2 separate regions of the Mus musculus genome follow, and region 2 is linked to region 1. The links are chromatin loops, found by intact Hi-C in ENCODE. Cell type or tissue: left cerebral cortex. All regions are shown on one strand. Links, peaks and the distances in the headings refer to the core of each region. The heading gives the core; the rest is flanking DNA. Region 1 has its middle 87 kb from the start of Gm39155. Region 2 overlaps Gm39155 (a long non-coding RNA gene).

The links. Peaks named below come from ENCODE experiments on the same cell type or tissue, not always from the same donor. Only the 100,000 strongest peaks of a DNase experiment are listed, where the experiment ranks them.
Region 2: it touches region 1 in a loop (2.4-fold over the local background); 2 of 42 quality-filtered maps call a loop at or near these places.

Annotation. Positions count from the first base shown.
Region 1 is chr8:32,655,106-32,664,264 of GRCm38, reverse strand. It overlaps a transcript of Nrg1 not described here. Among named protein-coding and RNA genes, the nearest start is that of Gm39155, 87 kb to the left of the region's middle. In left cerebral cortex, for the core only: a CTCF peak has its summit at 4,675; DNase peaks (open chromatin) are centred at 3,778 and 4,742; H3K27ac peaks cover 888 bases.
Region 2 is chr8:32,788,846-32,798,004 of GRCm38, reverse strand. The region is part of intron 2 of Gm39155 (a long non-coding RNA gene); the gene reads right to left. It also overlaps a transcript of Nrg1 not described here. Among named protein-coding and RNA genes, the nearest start is that of Gm39155, 47 kb to the right of the region's middle. In left cerebral cortex, for the core only: no CTCF peak of the experiment used is centred there; DNase peaks (open chromatin) are centred at 1,665 and 4,983; H3K27ac peaks cover 247 bases.

The DNA.
Region 1 (9,159 bases), core at 940-8,939:
TTTATTCATATGACACAAAAGGAGAATAATTGGTCAGGGAGATTAAAATAGTATATGCTACAATATGAATCTATTTAGCTTCCTAGTAGTCCAGGGCTAGAGTTCTTATTATTTTAATCTTTTGAGCCAAGAGACCAAGGCATAGAAATGCTAGAAAATTGTCAAAGATAAAGAAGAGACACAGAAAGGAATTGTCATCACAAGAATGACAAAGGTAGCAAAGGAGAGGTAAACAGAGCAGACTGAAAAGGAGGAAGAGGGTAGAGAGACAAAAGGAGAGGGAAAGAGAGGATAGATGGAGAGGGAGGAAAGGAGAGAAGGTTTCTTTGTCATAGAAATTGTCATCACAAGAAGAACAAAGGTAGAAAAGGAGAGGTAAACAGGGCAGACAGAAGAGGAGGAAGAAGGGTAGAGACACAAAAGGAGAGGGAAAGAGATGGAGAGGGAGGAAAGGAGAGAAGGTTGCTTTGTCATAGAACCAGTCATAGAATGCTGGTTCACTCTCCTAACCCACACACTGTGTATTTTCCCTAGAGATAGAATCCTATTTTTAAGCTGTGCACATGGCCATCTGGGATGAAAAGTGATACTGACTAGTATCATAGTTAGGCGAAACCATAAAACTCCATTCAATGAGATGCAAATAGGATTTAGTGTGAAATTACTGGGAAGTCTCCCAAGGGAGAGGATTTGCCATTGAGGGCTAGAATTCACCTCTCATCTTATCTTCTTTATGATCTGTTATGGTCAGTCACCTGGTAGATCTCTTCTCAATCACAATCTTGATCCACAAGCTGACTGAAGAGAATAGAAAGGGTTTGTGTCGCTGATGATGAGCAGGTCCCATTTTAGCCCTATATCCTTCTGGATTAGTTTTCATATGGGAGAGATTGTAGCTTTATTATGCTTAAGTTGGCTTTGCTTTAGTTCTATGAAGCTCAGCCTGATGCAAATTAGTATACTCTCTTAATTTGATTGTTTTAGAAACCCACTGTAAAGGAAATTGTTCACTGATCTATACCAACAATGACCTAAAAAATAGGCTAAGTGCCTGGGGATACCCTCAGTTTGTGGGTTTGTTGGCTGTTTGCTGGAGTATATTTTTGGTCTTTCTAGTTTCAAGGATCACAACAATGAGACTCTATATGGAATGTGGAGCTAATTGCTTTTGTAATTGGACTCTCTTGCTAAGAGCCTAAGGTTCTGTGGTAGGTAATGGTTTTAGAGTGATGGATATTCTACCTGGAAATAATTGTAGGATAGTCTCCTTATAGCGTTTTGGTCATTTTAGTTCTAAGTGGATAAGCTTCTAGGGCATTTGCCATGGGAGATTAATTGTCATTTTAGCTAAAACTTTCATATCATCCTCAATCATCAAAAGGGAAAATGGGTTTGATGTTTCTTCATTTAGTGATGTGACACCATTTTTTCTCTACAAAATAATGTGGAGCACATAGTTAAATTTAACTGATAAAGAAATAGCAGGACCTTTGCATATCAGTTGATAAGCTGAATACACTTGTTTCCATATCATGCAGAGTTTAGATAGCTTGAATTTTTTTATTTTATTAGATATTTTCTTTACATGCTATCCCGAAAGTTCCCTATACCCTCTCCCCACCCTGCTCCCCTCCCCACCCACTCCTACTTCTTGGCCCTGGCATTCCCCAGTACTGGGGCATATAAAGTTTGCAAGACCAAGGGGACTCTCTTCCCAATGATGGCCGGCTAGGCCATCTTCTGCTATGTATGCAGCTAGAGACACGAGCTCACTTGTTAAATGATGAACAATTAAGAAACAAGAAAAAAAGTCTGCTCTTATTTTTTTCTACAACCTTTATTATTTTATTTGATTGTCTGATTTTTAGAAGAGTGCCCTTCATTGTTTCATTGAACACATTGTGTGATCATTTCCAAAGAGATGACCAGTGTTTATGGTCAGTTGTGAGAACCTCACTGCCTAGACTGGCCTACATTTTTAACATACTAAGGATGTAAGCTTACTCTGATGGATTCAGTCAGTCAAATAGTTTTAGCTCATAGTTTAAAGAGATGAGAGGATGTCTCAAAGGAATCTCTCTGTGGCCAGCAGGAAATTGGATTTTGAAAACTGGGAAATCTACAATTCATTCAAGCTCAGAGTGAATTGAATCTGTGAAGGCTCCTTTCACCAAGTTTGTTGTCATGGATGTGGCAAGGCCAGGGAGGTCCAAAGTTGGTGAGTTGTCAATTGTTTTCGAAGAGACATACAGGTCCTTTCGATAGGGTTTCATGTTAAAAATCATTCTATGTATAAAATGTCTTTATGACATTAGACGTTTTGTGAGTCCCTCACATAGACTTTCCATAAGGAAACGATTTCCATCAGTAGGTGAAATATTTGTCTTTGGGAAATAATCTAGGGGATGATCATAGCTCTTGGGTGTTTTTGGTACCTGTTTTTTTTATAGTTTGTGTTCTTAGATGGCCATTATCTAAGCTGGGGCTGGTGGAAATGGCTATAGCTGATTTAGTTACATGAAAAGAGCAAAATTATATCTGCATGGAGCTAAGGTCATGCCACAACCAAAGCTCTGGGTACAAATGTTCCCTTCATGCTCAGATGGGTCCAATAATTCCCTGAGGCTCAGGACTCTGATTGTGTTTCCAGATGGCTTCCCCTCTATAAACACCACTGTGATTTCTCCAACAGTTCAGCTGCTCCAGGAGAAAGCAAAACAAGGGGTCAGGGAGGCCCTGGGCATTACATGGTGGGTGTACCTGTTGCATATATTGGCCAATCTACCCTTCAGTGTGCTATGCCCTCTTGCTGTTTCCTTTGCACTCTTTGACTTTGTATGTGCTGGTCAATTTCTGTAGTTCATTTGCACAAAATTAGTTTGCCCAATACCTCTTCTCAGCCTCATGTATTCTTCAAATCAATGTCTGGATTTCCTGGCTATCTGGCAGATGAATTCCACTCTCAACTAGTCACTGAATTTATTCCTTAGTCTTTGCAACCAATGCCAGAATACTGTCAGATACTTCTTCAACAAATACCCAGTAACATCAAACTAAGTGACAAATCCTGCCTAACTGCTTACTAGAGCTGCAATAGTGAACCGAAAGATCAAAGGACCTCTTGCTTTTTTGTGAATGTCAATCTGTGCATCTCCAGATGTTAGGAACCATACACATACATATATATAGAGAGGGAAATAGTGTGTGTATATATACATATAGTGTTCTTATTAATTACTTAAGGCTTTCATAACTCTTCATTATTCACAATTCAATGTATTTTGGTTATATTCACTTCCCGTCTTCCCCTAAACCCTCTGAGCCCCAGCTCTACCTCCTAACCTGTCCCCAGTTTCATGTTTCCCTTTGTTTTCTTTTTCCTATAAACCACCAAGTCAGTTTTTCTTCCTAAACATTCATGGGTTGGGGGCATCCACTGGAGCTTGTGAGGTACTTCAAAGAAGGAGTCACACCCTTAAAGTTTTTCATCCCAAGAGCCCAACTGCCAATAGTTACTCTGAGTTGGGAGTGTGGGCCCCTTTCTCTTCCATGCTGAAAGGCTGATTGGCTTGATGTTGTGCAAGTCTTCTGCAGACAACCAGAGCTGTTGTGAGTTAGTGAGTCCGGTGGTCCTGTGATATCCAGAAGACATTGTTTTGCTTTGGATTTCTTCAACCTGTGGTTTATACAATGTTTTTCCCCTGCTTCCAGATGGTCCCTGTGCCTTGGTGGAGAGGGTATGTTATAGATGTCTCATTTGTGGCTCATCATCACACCCACACTTATTCTGTCCACAGTGACTAGCTGTGAACTTCTATTTTAACCACAGAGTACAAAGAAACTTCTGTGATGATGTCTGAGAGCTCTACTAATCTATAGGCAGAGATACCACCTTACAGAAAAGCTTAACTCCTACATGACAGCTCTCTGATTAATGCCTCTTAGCTCTGAGCAAGATGTGTTTCTAAAATCTCTTACACTTACATTTGTAGTCCCATTATTAATCCCAACTTCTTTCATGTCAGTATTTTGGATTTTTCATGATTTTCTTGTGGTGTTGTTTCTTTGATGAAAACTCCCAAAGCAAGATTATGCTGATACCTTAGTGTTGGCTTTTTTATTTTCTTTTGTACATTGCTAGACATTTGACTTCTTTCCAGAATATCCAATGAATTGATCCATGATCAAGACATCAGAGGCATAGCAGCATCGTAGCCTTTGGCTTTTACATAATGATAAGGGAACACAAGCTTTCTAGAACTTTCTACTGCCAAGATGAGTGGGGCTGACTGTGCTGACTGGGCATTAGAATATGTTTTTCCCAGAGAAAAAGCTAGTTTTATGTTATAAATATTGGCCAAAGCAAGAGCTGTCTTGAATAGGAGCAGCATCTCTCTCATAGAGAGTGGGAATAGTGGAACCATTTGTTGCCATTACTTGAGCCTGGACATAGATCTAGTGTACACAGTGGATCATATCCCATTGCACAGGTACACTTCTGTCTAGTCATAGAAGCTGTGAGGGGATGAACATAGTTGTTGTCTCCTGTAGGCTAACCTTATGTTCCAAACAACTCTTCCTTATGGTCTGACATTCTGTGCCCTTTTCTCCTTTACGTAAAAGTACTATTGCAGCCAGTCTTTGCCAGCCACAGACGCCTTTGGTGGAAGCTATTATTGCATTATGTTTTCAGCTGTTTCTTGGAAAGAACAAATGAGTAGCTTCTAAAATTTGAACAGTTGAGAACAATAACAGCAAAGAAAATCCTCTAAAAAGAGCTATGAAGAGAAGAAAAAGATTTCTTGGGCTGCATAGTCATGCAAACATTTTAAGCTTCACATAGTCAATGTATGCTGATTTATTACTTGTTTGTTTATTATCACGTTACCTTTATGATGGTCTTTTAAATTCATGCCCTACTGTGTGTTTGAATTAGGTAAGATATTGTGAACTGAAAACCACAGAAAAACATCAAATTGACCTCACCAAGGGGAAAGCACATTTGTATCATGGAGACTGGGCTGTTTTCAGGCAAGGTTTGCTTTTGATATGGGATTCTATTAGTTCAGCTCTTTCTTGGGACCAGATCCATACCTACAACTCCTACATTCTCTTTATTGCTAGAGATAGACTCTGTTTTCCCAAGAGATCTTATGGAGAAGTGATGTGTCAATGTTAATCTGAGTATGATTACTAAGAGAACAGGACTGAATGCAAGACATCTAAACCCATCAAATGTCCTTCCCAGTGCTGTTGTTTCTTTAATTATGTGTCACTTGCCTGATAGTGTTAAGAATTTGACCTTCTGGGGGCGCATACCTTTAATTCCAGCACGTGGGAGGCAGAGGCAGGCAAATTTCTGAGTTCAAGGCTAACCTGGTCTACAAAGTGAGTTCCAGGACAGCCAGGGTTATACAGAGAAACCCTGTCTCAAAAATACAAAAAACAAAAACCAGAACAACAAAAAAAAGAACTTGACATTCTGGGGGAAATTTTAGGACATATAGTTATATGCTGCATCTATAATATCACCAAGCTTTGAGCAGTTCTCAGTAAGACAGATGTGTTGAAATTATGAGAGTTTTAAAGAACAGTTGGTTTATCATTCTAACAGTCATGGTATGTAAAACATTGTTTGCTAAGAACAGGAAGAAACATCTGGAACTGGTGACAGTTATTTTGGGCTTCTCTGTTTTTTGAAAAAAAGAATCACAGCAGTTTTAGCATCAGCTTTATCAGCTCCATGACTATTCCTACTTCAAGGCCTCTATCCAACTCACACCAATGAGGCCATCATTTCAAGACCACCTATGTTCTTCAAAAGATATGATTTGCTTAGGATGACAATGACTACATTTTGAGTCTGCTGTCACTGTCATGCAAGGTGTCTCTTCCTTGTCCACAGTCTTCTTCAACCCACAGAAGCTTAGAAAACAAACATCACCCAGCCCTAACTGAAATGCTCTTCTTACATAATCCCTATGTTTGGATTCTAGTCAAGCAAATAGCTTTGGGCTAGTATCACTGTGGATATTCAAATGTGCTTCACTGAATATCCAACTGTGCTTAGGGGTTTAAGGCATTTTATAAGTGAGATTTTGCTGTGAATTCATTAGCATGTTAGGATAGAAAATGGGAGTGCCCTTGAGTGTTCTAGATTTTGTTCACATTGACAGAGAATGACTCTCTTTTATGACTTTTTTGGGGAGTTAGGGTCTCCCTCATCCTTTGCTTATATATAGTGTAGCATGTTATTTCTTGATGTTATTATTACGTTCAAGAAAAGTTACACTGTGTTTCATCTGGAGTCCTTTGAATTGGCTCTCATTATTACAATGAAGCCTTGGCTTTGCTGAACAGGTGAAAAATTCAGTTGAAGTTTCCCACTGTTATTATAACTCATTTTGTTGTTGTTGTTGTTTTTAAAGACAGGGTTTCTCTGTGTAGCCCTGGGCTCCAACTCATAGATCTGCCCACCTCTGCCTGTTTGATTGCTGGTATCAAAGGTGTGTGCTACCACATCCAGATAACTCTTTTTTTTTTTAAGACACAATTGTATGGTTTTAAGAACAAGTTTTAACAGTCATAGAAACCACTTTTGTAAAGCTATGGATCTATCAAGAACCTCCAACAAAGGTTAAAATCCCCAGTGAAATTCATCTCCACCTATCTTTGGTAACTGACTGCCCTAGGGCGATGAGTGTAGAATCGTTCAGTATTAAAAGGAGCACTGGAAAGAAAGACACCACACAGAGAAAGGGTTTTATGACAAGGAAGATGGAATGATTTTTTTAAAAGAAAGTTTGGACTGATTAATTAAAAATCTGAGTATCTGTTGATATGTAAGCTGTGTTGATACATGTACTTGTGGCAGAAAAACTTAGGGTTACTGAAAAACGACAGGTGTATTGGTGGGGCTGGTGGGGTCAACCCAGCCTTCTGTCTTAAAGCAATTAATCTGTTGAGCATGGTACACATGTAAACTACCAACAGAAAGTGCTGGAGGATCCTTATTAGTTCTGTTTTCTCTACAGCTTAATGTCTGTTGCCTGTCTTTCTGCCACAATTGCTTGTGCCAGATGTATTCCTGGTCTATGTTGTATACCAGGCCTGTGTATCAGCAAACCTAACCTTTTACAACTTGTTTTCTTTCTTGCCTTAAAAAAAAAAAAGACCTTTTTTAGGGTACTACAGATTTCTGCACTGTAAAACATCTGAAGTTAGTGCCTGTTAGTGATACTGTTGTTACTAAATATTGACTCCATGAAGGTCAGATGAGCATTTTAAAGAGGTATTTCCTACATGTGTACTTGTGTACCATGTATTTGCCTGGTGTTCATGGAGGCCAGAATAGGGTGTTAAATCTCCTGGAACTGAAGTTATGAATAATTATAAGCACACCTGAGGGTACTGAGATTCAAACTTGGATCTTGAGGAAGACAAACCAGTGCTCTTAACCACTGAGCTATCTATCTCTTTAGCCCCCAGATGAACCTCTTTAAACACACACACACATACACACACACACACACACACACACACACACACACACACACACACACACACACTGGAAGCTTGGTGGCAACATCCAGTGCTTACTGGATGCTGATGTTCAGAATCTTTTACTTATGCTTGTATTTTCCAAGCTGCAAAATAAGAATTATGAACATGTTTTTATAAAATATAACAGTGGCTACATAGCTTGAGAAGTGACACAGCTAATAAACAACCAAATCTGAAATTAGACAATTTATCTAGCCCTAGGGTCTTCCACTAATGCTCGTTGCTTATATAAAAATAGAACACAGCTCATATCTCTGAGTTACCTAGAAGAGGACACCATTTGAGATGAGGCTGCCTGTTAGCTAGTCTGAGGGTAGGTAGTTTGTGTACTCGTGTCCTCGACTAATAGTAGTGTTCAGCTTCATTACAACTAGTGAGCTAAAAAGAGACCAGGAAATGGCTACAGTATAGAAGGTGTTTGCTATTTTAGGGATAATAATGATGGATACTAATGTGATTTCACAGCTTGGACTATTAGCCCCAGGTGAGTGAGAAAGTGGACTCAGATTCATCAAAATCACCAGGCCTAGCTTGTGGCTGTCTCCTCACAACCTCCCTAGGCTGCGAGTTACCTCTTAATAGCATTTCCCTCATTATCTCTGTCCTTGATAGCATTTAAAGCACATTTATAAATATAAACATGCACAAAGAAGAGGTCAGATGCCCTTCCCTTCTGCGTTAACTCTCATGTATCAAATTCTCAGTCTAGAAAGTGTAGAACTGCAATGTGCAATGGCATCTCCTTTGCTAGAATGTTCTGTGTCGCTGTTATCTGACATGTACCTACCACTCTATGTGGTCACCATGGAGTGTGACTAGTGAAGCTGAGACAAAGGACTTATAGTTCTTTGCAAAGTTAAATTGAGATTCAAATGTAAATATCCACAATTGCAGTTACAATTGGACAATAGTAGTCTAGGATTTTAGCATGGATTGGGACTTCAGCAAGGAAGGCATGTGTTTTACTATAGGGCACTGGTTCTCAGCCTGTGGGTGGCAACCCCTTGGAAGTCTCAGGACTGTTTTACAAGAGCCACCTAAGACTATCAGAAAACAGTTATTTACATTATGATTTGTAATAGTAGCAACATTGCAGTTATAAAGTAGTAGCAAGGAACGTAATTTTGTGGTTGGGGGTCACCACAACATAAGGAACTGTGTTAAAGGGTTGCAGCCTTAGGAAGGTTGAGAACCACTGTTCTAGGGGGTTATGAGCTCATCAGGTGGGAACTTGTAACTGAAACGTAGAACCCTGTCCTCTATAGTTTCGATCACTGCAGCTGAAAATGTTTATAGATATGTTTACATCATCTTGTTGAGAATATGCTCATTTTTACAAAAAATATGGTAGTGAGTCTTTAATTACAGAGTGATTTATACCATCCCAGTTGAAAGTTTTATAATTACTATGTAATCCATATATTGATGTGTTTACACATAACTGTTGTGAATAAAGTTCTTATGCCTTCTCTGTCACTTTGGCATTGATTATCCTTTCCAAGGAAATAATAAGAGTGTCTTTAGTTATCTTTTCAGATAGGTAGAACTAAGTATTCAAGGTGTCCTCTCCTTAAACAAATAATGGCATATATTCAC
Region 2 (9,159 bases), core at 388-8,387, 130 kb before region 1:
CCTTGCACGGCATTTATGACGATGTTGCTCCCATTCCCCTTCCATGCATTTCTGCGAAGAGAGGTAACGCTTGATATGAACAGTATGTGCTTGTGATAGCAGATTCCCTGGTTCTAAAGGTTGCGGAGTTTCTCTGTCATATCATTTCAACATCTGCAAACATTTTTCATCCCACAGGGAGGGGTAAGCAATAAGATTTGGACTCTAAATTTGCTTCCATGTACACATTAGGTTTTTTATCAGCTAGTCCTTAACTCATGTAAGGTTAGAGTTTTATTGAGATGCTCAGGAGACTACTGTGTAACCTCATCTTTAGGGTAAAACCTTAGAGTCTGGCAACTCTAACCAAACTGGGCCACAGTCAGCTGAAGATCCTACATAAAACCGGTATCAACTATTTAAGTTAAAATGAGAAGTTGTTGACTTTATGATTCAGGAAATGTTAGAAGAAGAGTGTTTGGCTTGGTCTTCTGGTTGTGTGCATTATTTAGAAAATGTCGTGCAGAGTCGTGAAGACGCTCAAGCTAATCCTGATTGCTTGTGGCTGAACTGTCAATAAAATCACCTCTGTATTTACCTTTGGTTGTTGGTATGCCCTACTCTCTGACTCTGTTAAAGGAAATAGGAAGGGAAATAAGTGTTGATGGTAAGGAAGGTTGTGTCAGCATGGGGACCTGGTAGATTAGGGAAGTGCGAAGAGACAGGGACATGGAGATCTGAAGATCAATGTCTTCCTTGCCCGTGTGTACTTTCAATTGTCTCTGCTCCAGTCTTACAGATGTGGACGTCTGCTGAGTGCCAGGATATCTTCTCGTTTGCAAGCCTATCATCCCGTGCAATTAAAACTATACATCCATACCTATTCTCAAACAAGAGAAACATCGATTTCACTTTTAGTGATGGTGTTTGGCTGCTGTCCCCCAAAATGCTGCAACAAAGCATCATGGGAGCTGTGTCATATTTGGGTTTGCTGTTATTGATGCTGGTGCCATTTTCATTGCCTTCTTCTGTATTACTATTATTTGTCTTTAATACTTTTGTGGTTTAAGATTATAATTACATATGGCCCATATCTTTCCACATACCCTCCTTCCTCTCTTTTGAGTTCATTTTTGATGTGTACATGCTTACAGAGTCTGTGTGTATTTGTTTGCATGTAGATACATGCGCATGTGCATGTACATACCTGAGAGGCTAGAGGCAGAACTTCGGTGTCTTCATTAATTTTCTGTTTTTGAGATTGGGGGTTGAGATGACTCAGTGGGTAAGAGCACCCAACTGCTCTTCCAAAGGTCCAGAGTTCAAATCCCAGCAACCACATGGTGGCTTACAACCATCCATAACGAGATCTGACTCCCTCTTCTGGAGTGTCTGAAGACAGCTACAGTGTACTTACATATAATAATAAATAAATCTAAAAAAAAAAAAAAAGAAAAAGAAAGAAGAGATGGGGGTGGGGTGTTCTCTCTGAACCTGGAAAACACTGATTGACAATGCTGGCTGTTTAGTGAGCTCCAGAGATCTGTGTGTCCCCCTTTCCTTGTGCTTACATGGATGAAGAGATCCAGGCCCAGGGCCTTGTCCTTATTTGGCAATCCCTTTACCTGTGCCTGGGAATAACCCACGTGTTTGCAAACCCATAGTTGGGAATTAGCAGTCTGGCAACTGATTGCCATGGTTACTGTGTATGACGCTGTGCTTAATGTGTCCTTGAGGCTTATGCATGGGTGTGTGTGGATTGAGACATTTTTATTCTAGTTTAGTTAAGGCATAAAATCTTTTTCTCTCAGAAAAAAAAAATGAAAATGCCTCTAGTGTCTTAGAAACATGATTATTTACATCCTTTATTTTAACAGATATTATGCTGCAGAGAATACTCTCTCTCTCTCTCTCTCTCTCTCTCTCTCTCTCTCTCTCTCTCTCTCTCTCTCTCTCTCTGCATCTGTATGTATGTGTGTGTGTAGTGAGCTCCTCAGAAAATTAATCTAGTTTTAGACAGAACTGTAAGACCCACATTCTTTATCTTAAATTGTGTTTGAGTTTAATCTCTTTTGTCATATACTATTAACAGAGCAATATGCACATTATGAATGAGGACCTTCCATCACGAACTAGTGTTTAGTTCTTGTTTCAGACTAGGTTGACCAGGGCCATGCATGGTGTAGAGTCTGTTTTCTTTTGGTTCAGGCATACCATTTAGATATGAATTCTCTAATGCACTAAAGTCACTCAGAGCTACTGAATGCCTAAGGTGCTTCATGCTTCACTTCAGCAACATACTGCCCCACAGATAGTGTGTCTTCCAAAGAAGTCCAAAATGTCTGCATCCAGGTTTCTTTGTTACAACCCAAGTCTTTACTTTCTGTGATAGTCATTATATACAATTGCTAGATTAATTTTATCTCTCAGAAAAAAATAATGCTAGTGGAGAGAGAAACAAATCCTAGCCATAACCAACTAGAAATCTTTATGAAGAGATGTGTGTATAATAGTTTTATGAACAACCCTTTACGTTGTCAAACATGGCAGCACATGCCTGTAATTTTAGCTCTAAGGAGCCAAAGGAAGAGGGGGTTTTTGGCCAACTTGGGCCGAATAGTAAGATACTGAACTAAGACAATAAGACCAGTAGCAATAAGCATTCATATAGAGAGAATGTACTCTCAGAATAGTCTAGATTGAGTATTTGTATATCAAGAAAAAAGAATAATCATGAAAATAAGACAAAAACTTGTTTAGTAAAAACTTTTCTACAATGAAAATTTTCTTAGAGTATATATGTAGTTCTTTCTATTTATATTTGTGTGGGGGGCATGGCTATTTCAACCAGTTGTCCTTAATGACCTTGCTTAAGGAAGGAATGATTATTCTAAGAAAGAATATGTACATGTGGATGACCTGGTAAAACTTCTACGACTTGAATCATGGTTTGAACATGGTTTGATTAATTTTCTGTGATTGATAGTTGATATTTTTTCCTTATGAACTGTTGTCTGTAGTAATTATAAAACTTGGTCAGATTGGTTAAATATATCTTCTCTAGTGTGAACTGTAGTTCTAGATATTGTTTCTTCTTTGATATTCTTGCTAGGTTATTGCCTAAAAGTTGGAGAAATAAGAAGTGCCTTCAGTGCCTTAAAATAATATCATTGCCCTGTCTTCTTTGCAATTTCATTTGCTGAAAAGAGAGGAACACTCAGAAAATAAAAGGGACAGTAGATGGTACGTAGTCATTCTCTATTTGTGGTGTGGTGTCTCCATTTGTCTTCCTTTCTCAGAAGCTTTTCAGCCTGAAAGAAGCTCTCAAATTGAGATGTGGAAAGCAGTGCACTCTGAAGGAGGACGGGGAGAAGAGATTGGCATTTTGGTGGTCAATTCTCATTTCTGATAACACGTATTGTCTCTATGACTAAAACATTTGTCAGACTTTAATTAAGGGAGGAAGGGTTTACTGTAGTTAATGGTTTCAGCCACCATGGCCAGTTAGACCCAGCAGTGATCATGGTGGCAGGCATGTGTGCTGACCACATCTCACATCATGGGGGAACAAAGGAACAAAAGTGCTATTCCCAACCTTCAGAGGCCCACTTCTATCCATTGGACCCCGTCTCTAAAGCTTCTACAGCCTCATGACACAGGGCCTTAGCTGGGGAACATGATTTCACATCAAGGGCATCTGGAGGCCATTGGAGATTCAAATCCTAACACAGTGCCTAGTATAGACATTTGGCAACATAAAGTTGTCACCTAATTCTTACAAAGGCCTCAGTTACAATGCTCTCCCTCTCCCATTCCAAAGCCAAATGGAGGATGCTTTTGAGATACCTGCTGCTGGGGCACAAACACCTGAACATGAGCCACAGACAGTGTGATCTGTGTCAGCATGAAGAGATGGTTGACAGGATAGAAAGGAGATAAGACAGCAGTGTGTGTGTGTGTGTGTGTGTGTGTTTATGTAGTTGTGTAATCAAAATACATCAGATACATGATGAAAATGTCTAAGAACAAATACAATCAATAAAAAAAATTGTGGACTATAACAGGTTATGTTTCAGATTCTAGGTTTGTGATTTTTAAGTACATTTTGTTGTTGCCGTTGTTAATTGAGTCTTATTTTTTGTGGGTTTGGTGATTTAGTATGACAAGGGTATATATACAAATACACACACACACGCATATATCCTTTCTTAGGATATATATGTATATATTTTTTCTTACAGTTATAAGAGCTATATGTTGCCTGTGTTTGTATATGTACTGTACTATGGAAAGTTGTCTAAATGCATCTAGTTTTGTGCCCATGTGTTAAATGTTCAAAAGCATCTAATAAATGACTGATACATCCAGTTTCTTGCTTTTGGTATTTTCTGTAACACTTGCTTCATATTTCCATTGCTGCGTATACCAATGTGCATTTTAATGACTTGATGCTTTCAGTAACCAATCCTCCTGCTGGTTTTAGTATTTTTAGGAAATTGCTTATATAAAAAATATCAAAATGACTGACACATAGTAGGAGTGGCATAAACATTGGAGGGAAAACATAAACCTTTAAGAAGAAACAGGGGACACGTTAAAATGCTATGAGCACTAATTCCAAAACCAAAAGGAAGCCAGCAACTCCAGTAAAAATGAGTAGGGCCAAGCTGTAGAAGCCAGATGCAAGGATGGCAGCTGCGATGTGGCTCTTCTCATCTCCTTTGTTTTAGCTTTTGATTGCTCAACAATTTGTAAACAAAACCACCCCTTTAGCAAAGCAGTTCACAGGAGTCAAGGAAGGCTCTATATGAACAGGGAGAAGTACTACCTGGGGCTGATCTCTGTGGGCAAATATGTTTATTTTGTTGGATGGAGCCGAGAGATGTAGAACTGATAGAGAGAAGGTGGCAGGGTGTGGTGGTAGGGGGTGTTCTCTGCTCCACCAAATCACATATGACTAGAAATTGCAACCAGACAGCAATCTGTGAAGCTAGCAATAGGCGCTCCTCCGTCTGGTGCCTGCTGTGGATGTCTGGCGCCCAGCAGTGCCAGATTTGGTGTAAGTGGGGCTTCTGTTTAGGAAACTGTGCCAGTTTTTTTTTTTCCTTGAAAAGTGGATTCTGGCTCTTTTTTTTTTTCTATATTTGTGTATGGAGTTAAAAAAAAGAAAACCTCAGAATTACAACCGTGTTTATTATATCCAAAGCATTAGATCTTGGCTGGTTTTCTATAGATTATTATGATTCTATATGTCTACATCTGCTGCTGCTTTTGAGAGTCATGAAAATAGTTTTCATTCTGCAAGCTTTTACATAGAAGTTATGCATAATTTCTAATTCATCTGCCCCCCTTTTTTGGTACACACATTTGTCTTGGCAGATTTGGTGGTTTCTATGAAACCTATATTATTGTTTGAGATTGTCATCTTTCTTCTTTTCTAGCCTTTGAACTGTTGGTGTGTGAGAGCAACATGTCCCACCTAGTTACCCTTGGTCTTGACCCTTGTCCCTCGGATGAGCATCACCTCTTTCTCCTCACGAAATTGAAAGATGTGCAATCCACTTTGACACCTTTCCTTGCTGCCTTACTCTCCTTTGAACACTGAAGCAGCAGCACCGAATCTTCCTTCTTTTAATTGCTTTACTCACAACCCAGGAGCTTGTTTAATCTGGGTTGGAAACATTGACTCTCCATCCCAACTTCCTTCCCAGCTTTGTGTGTGTGTGTGTGTGTGTGTGTGTGTGTGTGTGTGTGTGTGTGTGTGTGTGTGTGTGTGTTGGGTCTCTAACGTTGTTTCCCGGAATTCCTTCACAAAGTCAATTTAAAAATATTTTCCATCACTGGACAGCTTTGTATGTAATAATAGGTAGTTGTCAAAAATAAAGAGCGAGTCTGGGGGGATGACGCAGCCACAGAGTACTTGCCCAGTAAGCTTGAGTCCCCAGGCACCATCCCTGGTACCACTCCCCACCCCACCCCCAAAATAAGGAAACAATATGATGCAACTTAAAATATGTCTTTATCCTTCCTCTCACTGTTATTAGCATAAAAGCTGCGCTGTTGCCCATGTGGTTCATTGAGGAAATGTCTAGATCCCTACATAGCACTTTCCATTTCTCAGAAGCATCAGTCCTCATTAAACAGTCTTCATTGCCAGAGTAGGACTCCATTTACTCTCTGCACTCAGCAAAGGTTCCTAAATCATCTTCTGCCCTTTACCTCCCTTTGAAACCTTCCATCCCATGTCTTTTAGTGTCACACCTCATTAGTTACTTCCCTGCCTAAGACCCTGCAGAGCCTTGGGATTGAAGTTTACGCTCACTAGCTTGAGGTGCAGTCTTGTCATCTGGCAGTCTCTTCTGTGGCACCGTCTCAAAACTCTATACGGAAGAATTAACCTGTAACTAGTTTTACCTCTGCTTATTCTGGCATGTCACTGATTTTCTATGAGTATTTACATTAGCCCGAGATTTCCCTTTACCTCTCTATGATTTGGGTAAGAATCCTTCCTAGGCCCTCCAAAGGCCCAAGTGTACAGAGTTTTGTCTGCCAATCTGTGGTGCTATTGGGAGGTGGTAAACTCTTTAGGAAAAGGGACTGAGTGTAACATCAGTGTGGATAGCGCTTTGAAGCTGATAATGGGACCATGCATTGTCTTCTCCCTGCTTCCCCAGTATTAGTGAATAGAAAGACAGCCTCTGTGTACTATGAGGTACTGTGGCAGCATAGGCCACAAACAGTAGAGCCTGAACATTAGACTAAAAGCTCCCCTAACAGACTCAACTGTGATTCAAAAGAAACCATTTTGATTTTTTGGACATTTTGTCAAAGCAATGGGAAACTGACTAAAACAATGCCTGTCCCTTCAAAGAATGGGCTCCCGACGGCTCCTGAATATCAGGCATCTGTCACTGCCTTTATTTCTCATTTGCATGTTTCTTGTCTGTGTTAATGTAGTCATTGGGCATCCTCTGCTTACTACCAAACCCCACTATTTCTATTAGTTTACTAGTCCTACAGTAGGCAGAGAGTACGAAGGGTTCCATCATCATATTGTTTGCACATAATTACTCTGGATCAATGAGTAAGTTCATCTAAGAAATAGTTAATTGTTCTTATGTAGTCTCTGTATTTTAATTCCTTATTCAATCTTGATATCTTTAAATTATACTTGCAGCCTTGAATATTGGCTCATGGAACACTAAAACTTTCATTATTGACTATACATTTAGATGGATAACAAGACACAGTGACTCATAAACTACATGGATAGTGGACTGAACTCAATAGCAAAAACAGGTATAATGTGTGTGTGTGTGTGTGTGTGTGTGTGTGTGTGTGTCTGTGTGTGTGTGTGTACATTTTTACCTTGTGGGAAGGATCAGGGCTCAAACTTCAGTCCACATGTGTATAAATATCTGTACTCTCTGAACCATCTCTCAGGAATCTTTGTCTTAAATGAACATGTTTGTTAATTTCTGCATGTTCTCAATTAACATGTAAAATTGAAGATATTTAGAGATTACAATATGATGTTTCAACATGTGTTTAAGTGTGTACTAATCAAATCAGGCAATTAGCGATTTCAATTATTTTCAATTTATTAATGTTTAGAATTCTTTTAGATCCTTTTTTATTAGTTCTTCACACATGATATACTAGCCTGAAATAAACTCAATACAGAAAGACAATGCCACATGTTTAATATGTAGATCTGAATGTTGAATAGTGATTATTAGCAGTTAGGCTAGATAAAGGAGACAGGAGGTAAAGTCCTCCAAAGAATACTAGCCAACCACACATTGAGTAAGTCTGAGAAAATGTGACTTTGCCCTTGTGTGATCAGTGACTGCTCTGACACAGGTAGATAGAAGATGAGTTCTAATTATCCACAGCACATTGGACTACTATTGTTCTAATTTATTTTCATAGTTGTTAAAATGATAACTTTTACTCTAAAGTTTTTTCTTTTTTGAGTTTCATACATGATGTGTAAGTTAACCTCAACTAGTGCTGTGTTAAAACACTATGAGTTTATTTTATTGTCTAGTGTATAGTCCAATATTCAGGGAAGGCATGACAGGGACTTAGGCAGAACAGGAGACTAGAGGGAGAAACAGATGCAAAGGACATGGAGGAGTGTTCCTTACTGGCTTGTTCTCTGTAACTTGCTCATTCTGATTTAACAATAGAGTGAAGGACCACCTATCCAGATGTAGCAGCCCTCACAATGGGCGGGGCCTCCTATATCCATCACCAGTCAAGAAATGCCTTACAGGCCAATTTGGTGGAGGCATTTTCTTGATTGAAGTTTCTTCTTTCCAAATATAGGACTCTAACTCGTATTGAGTTGATATAAAACTAGTCAGCACCATACACCCCATTGGCTTAACATACTACCACATCATTATTCAACCAGAACCTTTCCTTTCTCATTTGTCCCCATGATGTCACATTAACACTGATAATCCCAATATGAACATTAGTAACTTAAAATTAAAAGTTAAAAGTTCAGCCTCTTTAAAACACCTAAAGTCTCTTTCAGTGTTCAGTCTCTCTAAAATTCCAGTCTCTTTAAAAATTCAGTCTCTTAACTGTGGGCACAATCACAACCACCCCAACGAAACCAAATTCCCACAGTATAGAGATCAGTGTTTGATGTCTGGAACCCATTCACAATCTTCTGTTCTCCGAAGGACCTTGGAACAATGCCATCCCTCTAGTTCTGCTTTCTGAAGCACACACAGCTTTTCTTCTAGGCTTTCCATGGTAGCATCTCCAAAATGCTGACTCTCTGATGAATGCAGGCTGCACCTATACCAATAGGCTTTCTTGGTCTCTCCTTGGATTCTAACCAGCCACATGGTGCCGGAACTCAACTTCTCTCCATGACCCCTTCCATCTTGGGGTTTCTGATACAATTGAGGCTGTAATTTCACCAGTAGCCTCTGCTGGCTTTTCTTCAGGGACTGTAGGCCTGCCACATAATGCCAAGCCTCAACTGCTCTCCATGACCTCTTTATACCTTTAAACCCAGCACTATCTGTGTGACTGTTTTACTACGAGTTACCTGCCAGCATGAGCTGCAGCCTTGGCCCCTCTGTATCACAGGTTGTGGTACTAACCCCAAGGAAATAGTCCCATATTTATGCTCCTCAATGATGTTGCTTTCTCCTTAAT